Linked DNA regions of Homo sapiens: regions 1, 2, 3 and 4 are each linked to region 5. The links are chromatin contacts, found by Hi-C or POLR2A ChIA-PET in ENCODE. All regions are on one chromosome and are shown on one strand. The core of a region is the stretch at or near the end of the contact, and the rest is flanking DNA. Distances in the headings are between cores, read along the strand shown. Region 1 has its middle 68 kb from the start of LINC01814. Region 2 overlaps LINC00299 (long intergenic non-protein coding RNA 299). Region 3 has its middle 110 kb from the start of LINC01814. Region 4 has its middle 40 kb from the start of LINC01814. Region 5 has its middle 48 kb from the start of LINC01871.

What was found. A loop is a pair of places that touch in the nucleus more often than their neighbours do. ChIA-PET counts read pairs that join two places held with the same protein, here RNA polymerase II (POLR2A). Pooled maps may share reads with other maps.
Region 1: a pooled map shows a loop between it and region 5 (17-fold over the local background). The contact joins two enhancer-like sites. A Hi-C loop is called at or near these places in 3 of 37 single-sample maps with no recorded cell type and 9 of 50 pooled maps.
Region 2: a loop to region 5 is called in a map of GM12878, with 7 times the contacts of the local background. The contact joins two enhancer-like sites. A Hi-C loop is called at or near these places in 1 of 168 maps with a recorded cell type or tissue (GM12878), 10 of 37 single-sample maps with no recorded cell type and 10 of 50 pooled maps. POLR2A ChIA-PET finds 5 or more read pairs at or near these places in 1 of 52 experiments (HEK293).
Region 3: a pooled map shows a loop between it and region 5 (5-fold over the local background). The contact joins two enhancer-like sites. A Hi-C loop is called at or near these places in 2 of 37 single-sample maps with no recorded cell type and 8 of 50 pooled maps.
Region 4: a map of GM12878 shows a loop between it and region 5 (6-fold over the local background). The contact joins two enhancer-like sites. A Hi-C loop is called at or near these places in 1 of 168 maps with a recorded cell type or tissue (GM12878) and 12 of 50 pooled maps. POLR2A ChIA-PET finds 5 or more read pairs at or near these places in 1 of 52 experiments (activated CD4-positive, alpha-beta memory T cell).

What each region holds. Positions count from the first base shown.
Region 1 is chr2:8,514,613-8,517,312 of GRCh38, forward strand. No RefSeq gene overlaps it. Among named protein-coding and RNA genes, the nearest start is that of LINC01814, 68 kb to the right of the region's middle. RefSeq lists enhancers at 486-595, 796-845. Within about 2 kb of position 1,384, at least 14 of the 41 ENCODE cell types and tissues checked have a DNase peak (open chromatin) inside an H3K27ac peak, as active enhancers do.
Region 2 is chr2:8,300,706-8,303,405 of GRCh38, forward strand. All of the region lies in intron 2 of LINC00299 (long intergenic non-protein coding RNA 299), which reads right to left. Among named protein-coding and RNA genes, the nearest start is that of LINC00299, 26 kb to the right of the region's middle. RefSeq lists enhancers at 1-521, 1,627-1,686. Within about 2 kb of position 1,451, at least 17 of the 41 ENCODE cell types and tissues checked have a DNase peak (open chromatin) inside an H3K27ac peak, as active enhancers do.
Region 3 is chr2:8,476,398-8,479,097 of GRCh38, forward strand. No RefSeq gene overlaps it. Among named protein-coding and RNA genes, the nearest start is that of LINC01814, 110 kb to the right of the region's middle. Within about 2 kb of position 1,279, at least 12 of the 41 ENCODE cell types and tissues checked have a DNase peak (open chromatin) inside an H3K27ac peak, as active enhancers do.
Region 4 is chr2:8,541,952-8,544,651 of GRCh38, forward strand. No RefSeq gene overlaps it. Among named protein-coding and RNA genes, the nearest start is that of LINC01814, 40 kb to the right of the region's middle. RefSeq lists enhancers at 1,443-1,492, 1,503-1,792, 1,767-2,273, 2,274-2,700, 2,443-2,502. Within about 2 kb of position 1,345, at least 27 of the 41 ENCODE cell types and tissues checked have a DNase peak (open chromatin) inside an H3K27ac peak, as active enhancers do.
Region 5 is chr2:7,772,276-7,774,975 of GRCh38, forward strand. No RefSeq gene overlaps it. Among named protein-coding and RNA genes, the nearest start is that of LINC01871, 48 kb to the left of the region's middle. RefSeq lists an enhancer at 1,427-1,476. Within about 2 kb of position 1,321, at least 4 of the 41 ENCODE cell types and tissues checked have a DNase peak (open chromatin) inside an H3K27ac peak, as active enhancers do.

The DNA of each region.
Region 1 (2,700 bases), core at 134-2,633, 740 kb after region 5:
CTCTAGCTTTCAACCATGGATAATGAGACCTGCAGATAAGCCATTTCCAAACTCCCCTAGTAGAGCCAGGCACCCCATCCCCATCCCACAATTCTCACTGCCTGGTCCTCATTTCTGTGCTCACCTCCTTCCCTTCATGGAGGCTCTCAGGCAGAGCTGTGTGACCTCCCTTTCCCTCTCCATCTGTCTGTGCAGAGCTAGCACGGGAGGGCTTGGCAAATGTTTATTTACTGAGCAGGAGTTACCAACTTTTCTCCCAGCTGATGATTTAAGTACAAGTTTCAGTATGATTCCTCCAGTAGCCGACCAAAGGCGGATTTTAAACTAAGAAACACACCTGTATTTAGCACACCAGGGGATTCACCAGTTCCCCTGGGGCTGGTCTTGGCACAGTTTCATCCAGAAAAAAACCACCAGAGGAACCTTCAGCACATTAAACACCCATAGGCAATATGCACTGTGTGGGGGGTCAGGTGCTCATTGTCTCATTTCTTCCTCTGCCCATGAGGTAGGGTGTGTGAGCCCCATTTTACAGATGAGCAAACTGTTGGTAGGCAAGTCTACTTTGCTAAAGGTCATGTCGCTGCCGCATGTTTATCTGCATTTGAGACTAGAAAAGCAATTGATGTCTGTTCTAGGAATTAGGGACACTGGTGCTGAGAACACTTAAAAATAGCCCCGTGCATTTTCCCATTCTTGAAACAGGTTTACTAATCAGGAACGCAGCTGAAAAAATCCAGCAAAATGACTCAGTTCCAAGTAAAATGTCATTTCTCCCCCATCACTTTGGGACAACCCCAGCAAAGCCAGCACAGCATAGAAACAGAAAGAGAGACAGCAGAGAGGCCAAGAGGCAGAGAGGAGAAAAGGGGAAGAGGCCACATGGGTGGCTGCAGGGCCTCTCACAGTGCCCTGCAGCCTCAGTCAATTCCGGGGGTGCTCACAAGGCTAAAACGCTGGCTGTAAAATCAAGGGCAAGCTGGAGGGCTGGTTTCCTGTCTTCTAAATATACTCCTGTTCCGATGGTATCTCGTCCCCTGCGTCACGAAGGAGGGCTGCCCTTGACACTGTGAATGTCTCAGGAACACCTCAACCCAAAGGAAGCTGGGGTGTAGAAAGCTCGAGGTTCCTAATACCTTCAGGAACAGCACACTCAGGTCCTGCTCAGGCACTGGGCATGGCTGCCTCCTGCTCCTCTTTATCCACCCTCCTCCCCCTCCTCCCCCTCCTCCCTCTCCTTCCTCCCTTCCTCTTCCCTATCTTCCTCCTCCTCAAGGTCTTCCTCCTTCTCCCCCTCCTCTTCCTCCTGCTCCTCCCTTTCCCCTCCTCCTCCTCCTCCCCTTCCCCTCCTCCACCTCCCCACACAGAGCACCTCAAGCCCTCCAGGTGGGCAGTAACTGTCCAGCAGAGCTGCTGTCTGTGAATGTTATCAGAGGAAACACTTCAGAACTGAGAAGCAAACAGAAACCATTCTACACCTGCTGTCGCTCCACTTCCTCTGGGCCCCAACCTCCAGCCAGGTGTCCTCATGGGAAGAAAGGGCCCATTCAGGACTGCGGCTAGTGGTTCCCAGTTGAGTTCCTCCAACATGGCAGGAAGAAAGGAAGACACAGTAGGAGGCAGCAGAGCCTTGTGGTGAAGCCTAGGGCTCAGAGTGGAGCCCACCTACTGCCCATGCTGCATGTCCTGGCTCTGTGACCTTCGGGCAGGCTGTGGTTTATCATTACTTGTAATTTGTAACATTGAGTTACAAATACTGTGACTAGTTCAGAGGATTTATGAGGATGAAATGAGTTATCTGCTTAAACCACATAACATAGTGCATGGCCCTACACTTTGGGAGCTGGCGTGCCTGCCCTGAGCCCCACGCATTCACACTGTGTCATTTTTACAGCTGTGCCACCTGCCTCCTCACCTTCACCCTCCACCCCTCACACACCCTTCCAGGGTACCCCGATCCCGCAGGCTGCTTCCCATCTCTCCCTGAAATGCAGCCCGTCCTTTGGAGAGCCTTCCAGGACCTTTTCCCACTCTTGTGCACGCTTGACCATCATCAATTTAGTGATCTTTTCCCTAATAGATTTCACGTTCTCTCAGGCCCAGAGCCATGTCTAAGTAACAGTGACTAGTGGCTATGTGAATCTATTAATTCTCACACCTAAAATAGAACTCCACACAAAGGAGGTGCTCAATAAATGCTCATTGAGCAATCAACAATAACGACCAAGGCTCAGAGAGGTGAAGTAACCTGCTCTGTGTCACAGAGCTTGGAAGTGGCACATCTGGAATTCCAAGGCCAGTCACACCAAGGCAGGTCCAAGTCCTACTGCCCCTCAGCATCCTCCTCCCGTAGACGGTGATGCACCTGGGGGAGCAGAAGCAGTAGTTCCCAAGTCTACAGTGGAGCAAGAGGCTCAGAAATGGAGATCTCGGAGCTGCCCGCGTACAGCCTGGAGTAAAGGACACGCCATGCTGCCATTAAGCACCATTTCAGCCCCTCGTTGCCTGCACAGGTCCAACACGGAGCAGCTTGGCTGGGAGGCAGAACGGCAAGTAAAGCCTCCCTCCAAACAAGCCACCCCGCAAAAGGCTTGAAGGAGCACCCGTATTCAGAGACCACCCACTTTAATACAGATAATACTCTAGTAGCTTATATTTATTGATTTCCACACCTGCTAGGGACTGTTCCCAGCATGTGTG
Region 2 (2,700 bases), core at 201-2,700, 530 kb after region 5:
CGTCTTTCCCCAGTGTGCATTTGCCTAAATAAATGTCCTAGATACCTTTAGGAGAGAAGTGGGGGAATTATTGCTGAATGCACCTGCTGTAATATGGTACCATCCTTCCTGGGAAGAGCTCTGCTCCTCCTTCAGTCAACAGATTCTGGGGCTGAGAATTAGCTCCATTCAAGAAACTAGGCAAAAGATCCTGACTTTTGTACCTCCTGGTAATCCACACGTGCTTTCTTGTAGAAATTAAGCATTGCCCTTGTTGGGTGCCCATCTATCTCCTTCCTAAAACAATGAGCCTATTGAGAGCTCTCTGCAGGGCAGGAACCCCCTGGGTGCCCCACTGATCTTGCCTCTCATTGTGATCATGGCCTCTGCCTTGCATCCAATGGTGAGCATACCACCTGGCCTTTGTAATCCCAGGATCCTGTCATCCCCGTTGCTACCAGGAGCCAGTTCTGTGATTTCATCATCTGTCATCAGCTCTGGCACATAGAGCACAGCCATTCCTGAGCTCAGTGACTTTGGGGCCACTCTCACCAGTGCATTCCTTTGTACATGGGAAGTCCTCCAGGCCATCTCGTGAAGATAGTCAGCACCATGGATGCTAGCATGTCCACTCCAGCATGGCCACTTCTCTGAGCCATTTGGTCCCTCTCTCCACCATCTGCCTGAGTGTGGGTCACTGCTTTCTCTAGGCTTTTAAGCAACATCTGAGTTGAGTCTTAGCATTCTCTCCAGGGATCTTGACCAAGATGCTTAATCCTGTACCACCTAGATTGCTCCCTCTCAATAAACTCAACCTTATTCGATTTTATATCTACACTCTTTGATCCAATCCCATGAATATATTCCCAGGTCCTCTGCAACATATTAGCTCGACCCCACAGCTCCTTCACCTGATATCCCCTTTTGGCCAAGCCAGCCCAGCTCATCCCCAGTCGGGCTGTGCTGAGATTTGGTTCTTGTTATTCTTTGGTTTTGCCAACAGGAAAGATGAGGGTAGATCCTGATGGGTCAAGCATTGTCTTGTATGATACCTACCTCATTTGAGACCTCTGTATGATCTTCAGAAAAGGAAAGTCTTGCTTTTTTTTTTTTTTTTTTTTGACCGAGTCTCGCTCTGTTGCCCAGGCTGGAGTGCAATGGTGCAATCTGGGCTCACTGCAAGCTCCGCCTCCCAGGTTCAAGCAGTCTACAATCTTCTACATGACATGAGAAATAGGCCATTTCTGCAGGCCCAGGGGACTCAGGGGCATGTAAGTGTTCAGGGTTCCCAACTGTCCAGGGCTCCCACCCTAAGTGTAAGGGTCTCACCTCTTTCCCATTAGAGCCCTGTGTCTGAAGGACTGAGAACTTAACCTACTCAGGGTTCAGACTGGTCCTCCAGCCAACCTGCCTTCCAGCTGCAGATCATCGGGGTTTTCTTAAATGCTGCCAAGGAAGTGCTCTGGCTTTCACAGTTTGCCTGAAACCAGTGATGAGTCATCCTGCGCCTCTGCCTCTCTCTCTTCAACACTCAGTAGCCTCAGCCTCAGCCACCCAAGCCCACAGGCCTTCTGGTTATCATTTCATCAGCCGGCCACCTGCTTCCTCTCCAATTTTTCATTAGGGCCTGCAACTCACAACCACGTCCAGTGTCAGCTGCCTGAAAGTCTTCCTAGAAACAGAGTCTGAGATGGAAATTGCATGCAGAGTGCTGATCAGAGGGTGTTCTCGGGAGATTCTCCTGTAAAGAAGTGAGAAAGGCAGGATGCTGCAGAAGCTGAAGCTGGCTGCAACGAGGCTACACTTGGAGCCACCCCCAGCCAATCCTAAGTGGCGCTCTCGAGCTGGGACGGCCCATCAGAGTTGTCCCAAGTTGAGGCAAGAGGGCCGAGCCTTTGCGTTCCTTCCTCGGTCAGTTTCAGAACCTGGGGGATATGACCTGAAAAGAGGCCATTCCCTGCAGCAGGAGGGGGCATCCAGTGCGGGCTCTGCCATGGCCATCATCAACTGTCACTGCAGCTAGCGGGGAGACCTGGGCAGAGCACCCCAATGGTCACTGCAGCCGAAAGAGGACTGCTTGTCTTTCTGCTCTCACACCCCTTACCTAGGGAAGAGCAGAGAAAGGGTTGCTTGAATGGGAGGAATAGCAAAGAGAACAAAGAAATCCCAATGAGGGGAAACCTCTCAGCGCACCAGCCTCACTGTGTGCTGAGAGGCACCCACTGCCTTCCCTGCACTCCTTAGATCTTGTTCATGGGTGGTTGTTTGTTGTTGTTGTTGTTGTTGTTGTTGTTGCTGTTTTTAATGTAAGAAACAGAATCTTGCTGTGTTGACCAGGCTGGTCTCAAACTCCTGGCCTCAAGCGATCCTCCCCCCTCAGCCTCCCAAAGCACTGTGATTACAGGCGTGAGCCACTGCATCCAGTCTCATTCATCTTTTTGTACCATATTCTCTGTCCCACCACTCAGAAATATCTCAGGTGCTGTACTAGTGCCTTACACATCCTGGACCCTCAGTGCTGTCTCAAACTCCTGGCCTCAAGCAATACTCCCCACTCAGCCTCCCAAAGCACTGTGATTACAGGCGTGAGCCACTGCATCCAGCCTCATTCATCTTTTTGTACCACATTCTCTGCCCCACCACTCAAAAATATCTCAGGTGCTGTGCTAGTGCCTTACACATCCTGGACCCTCAATGCATAGCATGGTAGCACCAAAAGGT
Region 3 (2,700 bases), core at 29-2,528, 700 kb after region 5:
AGCTTTTATTAAACTATTACCTACCAGACACTGTGGGAGTTACTGGGATGTTGGGGTGTATAATTCTGGATCTGTGCCCTGGAGGAGCTTGTATGGGAAAGACAGACACTAAACAAACAGTTGCGACACCGTGGACTAGCCCTGTGCCAACAGCAGGAATGAGGTGATATGGGAGCCAATTCACCCACTTGGAGGCTCAAGAACAGGGGGATTTTGCCAGATGCAGCAGGGTGATGATAGGATTAGACAGGATGATAATGGAAGTCCAGAAATGTGAGTTACAGCCTGTAATCCCAGCACTTTGGGAGGCCGAGGCGGGTGGATCATGAGGTCAGGAGATCGAGACCATCCTGGCTAACAAGGTGAAACCCCGTCTCTACTAAAAATACAAAAAATTAGCCGGGCGCGGTGGCGGGCGCCTGTAGTCCCAGCTACTCGGGAGGCTGAGGCAGGAGAATGGCGTGAACCCGGGAAGCGGAGCTTGCAGTGAGCCGAGATTGCGCCACTGCAGTCCGCAGTCCGGCCTGGGCAACAGAGCGAGACTCCGTCTCAAAAAAAAAAAAAAAAAAAAAAAAGAAATGTGAGTTACAGCCACACCTTAAGGCACACCTCTCACTTCCTTAGTGCCCTATGAGAATGCCTGGCCCCTACGGCTGCAGAGCAGTACAAAGGTTAACGAGATGTGGGAAACCACTCAGAATTTTTATGCTAAAGTCATTACATTTGAGAGCGATTTCATATTGGCTGGACTTTGGTCTCAGTCAATATGATTTCATCTGGCACCATTTATGTTACCAACTTAAACTGGCTGCTATTTCCCCAAAAAAGTATTTCCCTAAAAATCTTCACATATATGTCTGCCTTTTCATCAATTAAGGAGTATTTACTGCACACCTCCATGTGTTCATATCCTATTTGACATCTATAAATGAATCTTAAAAAGTGCAACTAAGCAAGCGTGTATCAGTGGCATCCATCTTCTGGTTTTCCTTTTCATTTTGATTGGTTTGCTATTCAATATGTACGTGCAATTTTTTTCTTCAAGAAAGGATTCAGCCTATCACACTTGTCTGTGTTTTTGGTTTCTGTGGAAAGAGCCTAACATGCAGTGGACACCAGGATAATGGCATTTGGCAACAGAGGTCAATGCTACCTGTGGGGACTGGGGTTTCACTATCCCCAGGAAATGGACCTACATGTTAACAAGGAAAGTTTGCCATTTACCGGGCTTCTGATGGTAACAGATTTGAGAGAACTAGCTGGTGAGTGGCACCAACAAGAAGTCAGCGATCCATCCGGGGTGGCCCAGGCTCAGCCACACAAGAGAAACTGCACTGTCCTCTGCACCCACGTCTGACATTGGTCCTCCCGTGAAGCTTCATGGGGGTGAGGACCAATGCTCCAGGGAACTCCTCCAACACACAGGATCGGGCCCTCCCCCTCCTCATCTGAGTTATATCTGGGCTCTCTTTTTCTTTAAGGGGACAAAGGAGAAAGAATGCCAAGCTTACTGGTGCATTAAATGATTGAGAAATGTTTGCCATTTAAAGCTGTTTCACTTCCTGCCTGATACCACAAAGAAGCTTTTTAATGAAGTTAGCCTTTGCCTTTCTCAATGCCACTATGCGCCTGGCTTGTTTTGCCCACTTTCTGTTTTCAAAGCTAGGTATGATCAGGAAACACGTGGTTTCTATTGTTTCAAACAAGTAAATTTCAATTCAGTCAATTTAGGGGAAAAAGTCAGGGGGCGTCCAAAGGACAGGGTAGAGGGGCGGAGCATACGAGGATGGCCGAGGGGGCACAGACAGCAGGCAGCGGGGTCCAGGTCTTCACCCTGCTCTGAAGGGGCCTGGCTGCCCTAAGTCAGCCCAGGCTCCCACGGGAAGCTGAGCCCTCAGGCTTGGGGGGTACTATGGGCTCCCAGAGTAGGGCCCCCCTCATTCCACACGTGCCCTTGCTGACTAAACCCTAAGCCCCAGGGTTGGCACATGACTTTCCACAGCTACAGCCAAAAAGACAAACACCACAAATTGCTTCGTGACCCCTTGTCAAGAGTGCTCCCAAAATGAGAAAATCTATACCACAAGAGTCCTACCACTGGGACACAGCCAACTTCAGGACCAGCACGAAAGCCCTGGCCAAACCATCCTGCTGCTACTAAAGTATGAGTTGTCCATATGACTGACAGAATCTCTGGTTTAAAGTAACTGTGGCTACTGCTTCTTCAGTGCTTATGGGCATGTCGGGTACTTAGCACTTGGTGTACGCCTATTCATTTAATCTTCCCAGCATCTTGCAAGACAGGTGTCGCTATCTCTTTTTACAGATGAGGAAACAGAGACAGAAAGAAGCTAAGGAATTCCAAGGTATCTGGGTCAGCTGCTGATGCAGCCCTACCCAAGGTGTGAGAATGTAAGTCCATGCTCTGTATTACCAAGTACAGTGTTCCAGGGTTTTCTGTTCTGCCCCCACCTCCACCCCCAGCCAATACCTATGTTTGAAAAAGGCCCGTTTCTAGCAGCGTGTTCATATTTATTCATTAAGTACTTATGAAGGGTCCACTGTTGGTCAGGTCCTGGAGATAAAGAGATGAATATCATGGTATCTGTCTTCTACACGTGTACTCTCCAGTACCCTCCACGATGGTGCCACTAGCCACATGTGTCTATTGATTGCTCAAAATTTGACTAATATGAATTG
Region 4 (2,700 bases), core at 95-2,594, 770 kb after region 5:
TTTTTATCTTTGAACAGAGCAAATCCTGGCTCCACTCAGACCTGCTCCGTGAGAGCCGAATGCAGTCACTGCACCTGGTCGGGGCTGAGGAGCTTCTCAGCCATTCCAACAAGGCCTGGTCATCGAAAAGCCATGATTTTCTTGCATTCTGGGCCTTGTGACTTCTTGAGACGGGAAAAATGAAGCGCTGTTCCACGATTTTGTTCTCAATCTAAAGGACCATTGCTTTGGAAAGTGGTCAGATTCTGCTTTTGGTTGATTTTAGGATCCAAAACTATGGCGATGGGAAAAAGGAAATGCATTTTAGGATTTCAGGTATTGTCTAAAATTTGCACATGATTATATCCTGCAATCTTAATGGTTCATGCGTCTCATGCTCAACCAAGAGCCTCTGCTGGCCTAAATGATCAAAGCATTTCCAGGAATTATTCAAGAAAAAAAAATCTGCTCCCGTCACTCACCGGCTGAAACCCCCTCAGTGGCTCCCACTGCCCTCAGATGCAGTCACCCTCCTTACTGAGCTTAGTGAGGGCTGCACTAAGCACTTTGCATTATTCTCTCATTGAAGTATCACAACAATCACAAAAGGAACTATCATTAAACCCATTGCATGGATGAGAAAACTGATCCTTAGAGAGGTCAGGGACTGGTTCAAGCTGACTGTGCTGTACAGTGTCAGAGCAGGGATGACCCCAAACCCACCAAGGCCATTCTTAGCACCCGCAATCTCCATGACCATCTCCTAACTCTCTCCCTCCCCCTCATCTATTTCCTACCCATGGATGAAACTGTTTGTGTCTCACCTACTACTACAGTGAGCCCCTTCTGCTTACCTCCCTGGGCCCCAGGCTGGCCCCACTGGGTGCTCCTGGCAGCAAAGTCCATGTCTGATTAGGGAACTTCTTATTAGGAGGCTTCCTTGTTTGCTTTACCCACCTTCTCCAGACTGGGACCCCTGGAGACAGAGCCCTTAGCTCCCGAGGCCAGGTGGTCCCTTGCTGTGCCCAGCACAGATCCTGGTGCCTGGGAGGAAGGCAGTAAATCTGTGTGAAGTGGGTCATTTCATTCTGCATTGGAGGATCATTTTCATGCTCCATAACCCACGGCTATCAATAAAATTAATATTAGCTTCCAGTAAAGTCTAGAGAGGTGCTTCTCACACTAGAGTAGGCAACAGGGCCACCCGGAGAGTCAGGTAAAACTCGGAGGCGCTGGCTCCAGAGGCCCAGACAGGTGAGGCTGTGTGGCTGGTCCTGCCCCCGCCTCTGAGGGGCACTGCTCGGCAGCCAGCAGCCCACCCCTGAGTGCAACACTCAGCAACCAAAGGCACCTGGCTGGGCGATGACTGACAGTGAGGCAGCTCCAAAACTCCCTTCCACAGCATTTACAAAACAGACACAAAGTTTTCTATTTGGAGGAGTCATTTGCTGCAATGGGGGTTTTCCCTTCGTTTTTGGAAATGCCATGAAATAAAATGTTAAGTGTGACTCCAGTATCCTAATCTGAGGCACAGACAACTCACCGCAGTTACACCTCAGAGAAAACATGGGGCTCCCCGGGAGAGGGGCCTCACTCAGCCTGGAGTTATGTTCTGACTTCTCAAAACATGAAACCATTTATATTGGCTCTGGCACATTCAAAAAAAAAAAATTCCCTTATGTCACATGCACGCGCGCGTGCACAGAGATCAGCTTTCGGTTCACAATGAGTGTGCCCCTGGGTCTTTTCTGTGTCTCACTCATTGAAGCCTGGGGGACCAGGCCCTGGGGGACCGACGGGGTGCCTCCGTCTGTGCTCCTTGTCCCTGTTGGCCAGAGCTGGTGAATCACCCGGCCCCAGCAGCCTGCGTCCTTTCCCAATTACCGTAGCTGTCAGAGCTGACTAAAAAACCAGTAGCAGCTGGCAGGAAATGGGTAAGAAAACTGACCACAGATAAACTGTAGGACTCTACAGAGCAGTGGCAGATAGACTCGGGGACAGGAAGTGGAGCTGTTAAGACTCGGCCCTCGCCTGCTCCCGGGCACCTCAGGGCCATCGAAGGGCGCGTGCACCTGAGATGCTGCGGTGCTCGCGTCACGCAATGACCCCGCAGCAGGCACCAGCCACGGCCCCCGAAGGGAAAGAAGCAGTCAGGAGTGGCGGAGAAGCACCCCCAAAAGCCCAGGCCTTTGAGACTCCTGCAAAGGCAGTGGTTCTGCTAGTCCAGGGGTGATGGAATCGCAGCCGGCAGAGCCTGCGCTGTTGAGGTCAAATGACCTGCTGGCCGTGCATTGCCTCACCCGGCTCCCTGAAGCCAAAATGACCAGCTCTCAGGCAGGGAGAGGCCACCACACATTGAGAACAGTGCTGGTGTTGAGGTGGGGAGGCGCTTCTCTGTGGAGTTACAGGTCCAGCGTTTTCAATACTCCCACCGCGTTTCAGCCAATGCCAAGGGCGGGCCCTTCAGAATCCCTAGTGAGGAGAAAGTATCAGCCAGGTGGCATGCTGGATCCTTCCATGCATCATCCCACTCCTGTTCACATACCCTAGGAGGCAGCTAAGACTATCCCCATTTTACGGATGTGCAAAGGGAGGCTCAGGATTAAATAGGCCTGGCCCTGGGTTCCACCACCTATCCACCTATGAGGGGCAGAGCCCAGATTCAAAGTCTGACTGGGGTCTCTGCCCCGACGACCTCTGCTCACAGCGTGCCGCTAGGTG
Region 5 (2,700 bases), core at 71-2,570:
AGAGAGTACAAGACTGAAGTTCACTGAGGGTGGTCGTCTTGCCCAGGGTCATCGAACTGGAACTGGCACAGCCAGGATTTGCACCTAAACCTGTTGGACTCCAAGGCCCATGTTCTCTCTACTTAGAGGATAACAGCCAAGACTTCTGATTTCCTACCAGTTTCAGAAAATATGGAGCTCCCACAGCATAGGAATTCTCTCCATAACAGAATGTTATGGCTAAAAGCATGACCCATCTAAAATTCAACTTCGAGTATTTATTTAACAAATAACTACAGTACTTCATTAACTACTATAGCAGATATTTAATAAACAACGTTGTAATATGTGCCATTCAAAGCACTTTACATATATTGAAGCTTTTTGTCTTCCTAAAAACGACATAAAGTAGGAACTATCATTTTTCCATTTTACTGATGACAATACTGAGGCTCAGAGACATCCAATAGATTACCTAGAATTACATGGCTGGTAGGTGGAAGAACTGGTATTCAAATCCAGGCAGCCTGGCTCTACACTCTTGGCTTTTAATCGCTAAGCCATACTCCCCTCTCTAGTTTTGTAGAAATCTTAATAGAATGGAGTATGCATGTCTTTGCCTTCTCAAATTGAGAATAGTGAACCTAGTTGAGCCTTCTGCTTATAATTCAAGGTGACCCACATGAATTTGGAACATTACATCCACTACAGCATGCCTAATACTACCCTCAGACATTTTAGATTGCAAGAGTAAATTTCCCCCAAGACTGGCCCCAGATTGCTGTTCTTATGAAGTTCTTTCCAATTTTTAAAGCTCTTCTATTTATTTCTTCTGCTATCTTCCCTCAGCGACTATGGCTATCTATATATATTATTCATGACCTTGCTTTAAAAGGAATTATCTGGTTCTGTGTCTCTGCAAGATTATCTTGCCTTCTAACACAGCAAAACACATCAGCTTTATGACAGCAATACTTTCTCAAAATTTTTTTCTAGACCCAGTGGCATGTCCCAGCTTGATGTGGCTCCATAAGTGTGTGATATTGTTTAAGATTCTGCTCAAATGGACTCCCTGATTCTGAACCTTGGGAAGGAAGGGTATCAGCAGCATCGGAAGGGAGGCTCTCTGGAGTTTTTCTATGGAGGAAGTCGCCACACACACAAATGCCGCATTGTCAACTCTCTAGAACACAGTCATCTCACAACTGTGGAATGTCCCTCCTTGCCAAACCCTCAGGACGACAGCAGTTGAAACTTTCATATACGGAGGAGTGGAGGCTCCTACGGAAGAAAAGAGGAAGAGCCAGTGCTTGATGCAGGCTTTTGACACTTCAAGTTGGGCAATGTTTTTGGTTTCAGCAAAGTTGCTAAAAACCACAATTCCCAAGGTTGGCCTGAACTTTGATTCAGAGCTTGAATTGCTAAGAAAGGTGGGGCTGGCCACAGGTTTCACTTGGCAGCAGCTCGCTTCTTCCCTGTGGGCGGCTACCCCTGCTGTCCTTTTCCATGCGGAGTTCCTGGCCATGGGTCCATGGTCAGTAGGTGCTTCTCTCTTACACCCTGGGTCACAGCACAGCAGTGGCTCTCAAGGCGGGCCCCCCTGGCCAGCCACAGCAGCATCACCTAGAATCTGTTAGAAATGCAAATTCCCTACTGAATCAGAAACTCTGGTGCTGGGGCCCAGCAAGCTGTGTTTTAACAAGTGCCAAAGGTGATCTGAAGCACCTGCAAGTCTGAGAACCATGACAATAGAAGAAAAGGAAATGCAGACAAATGAGAAGAAAAAAGTGAATTTAGAAATAAAGGGAAGATTCAAGCCCAGTGAGTGACCCCTGTCATCAGAGGGGTGTGGCAGGTGGCCCTACAAGAGCTTCACAGCGCAAGTCAACTTCCCATGAGCCCAGACAGGTCTACAGATGTGGCTCTCCAGACTCTATGTTGAGAGGAATGTTGAGGCCATACCTCAGAAGGAAATCACACAGAGACAAATAAGCAAGGCTGTGTGGGCCAGGAGGAGCAGGGGACAACCTGCCAATTTGCCCCTAAGGGCGAGAAATTGAAACTGGGGTTAGAGAGTTAGACAAGCACCTTGGATAGAGCCCTATAGTGTTTTTTGTTTTTGTTTGTTTGTTTGTTTGTTTTTTTACTGAGCAGGTCTTACTATGGTAACACCTGGTCATAAAATTCTAAAATCATTTGTTTAGAAAAGGATATGGCAATTCACTGAGCCCAGTTCCCCAGCCATGGTCTCCAGCACACTTCCACTAAGAAGCCCCTAGCAATGGAAGGTCAGCTGTCTCTAAAAGCTGTGCATTCTATCTTTGGAGAAATGTGGACCTGAAACGTTTCTGCAGACATCCTGGCCCTCCCTGAAAGTTTTACCCTATGAGGGACTCAACAGAGGTGATTTGACATTAGGACACTCTGATGCACACATGCACACAGTAGTTCTCAGAAATGTGACTTTCTTTCTTTCTTTCTTTATGACAGTCCTTCCTCTAGGGTGCTGGGCATGCCTTCGTTTCTCTATTCTGTGAGTACTTGTGCTCATGGGGCCTGCGCTGGGTGCTGAAGAGACATTGCTCAGGTGAGCAAAACAATCAGGGGCCTGCCTTCTGGAAATTGAATCTAATAGGAGCATCAGATATTAAACAGCTAGAAAAATACATATTAAATTTTCAGTGTGACAAGTATATAAAATAAAAAATTCCACAAGAAATC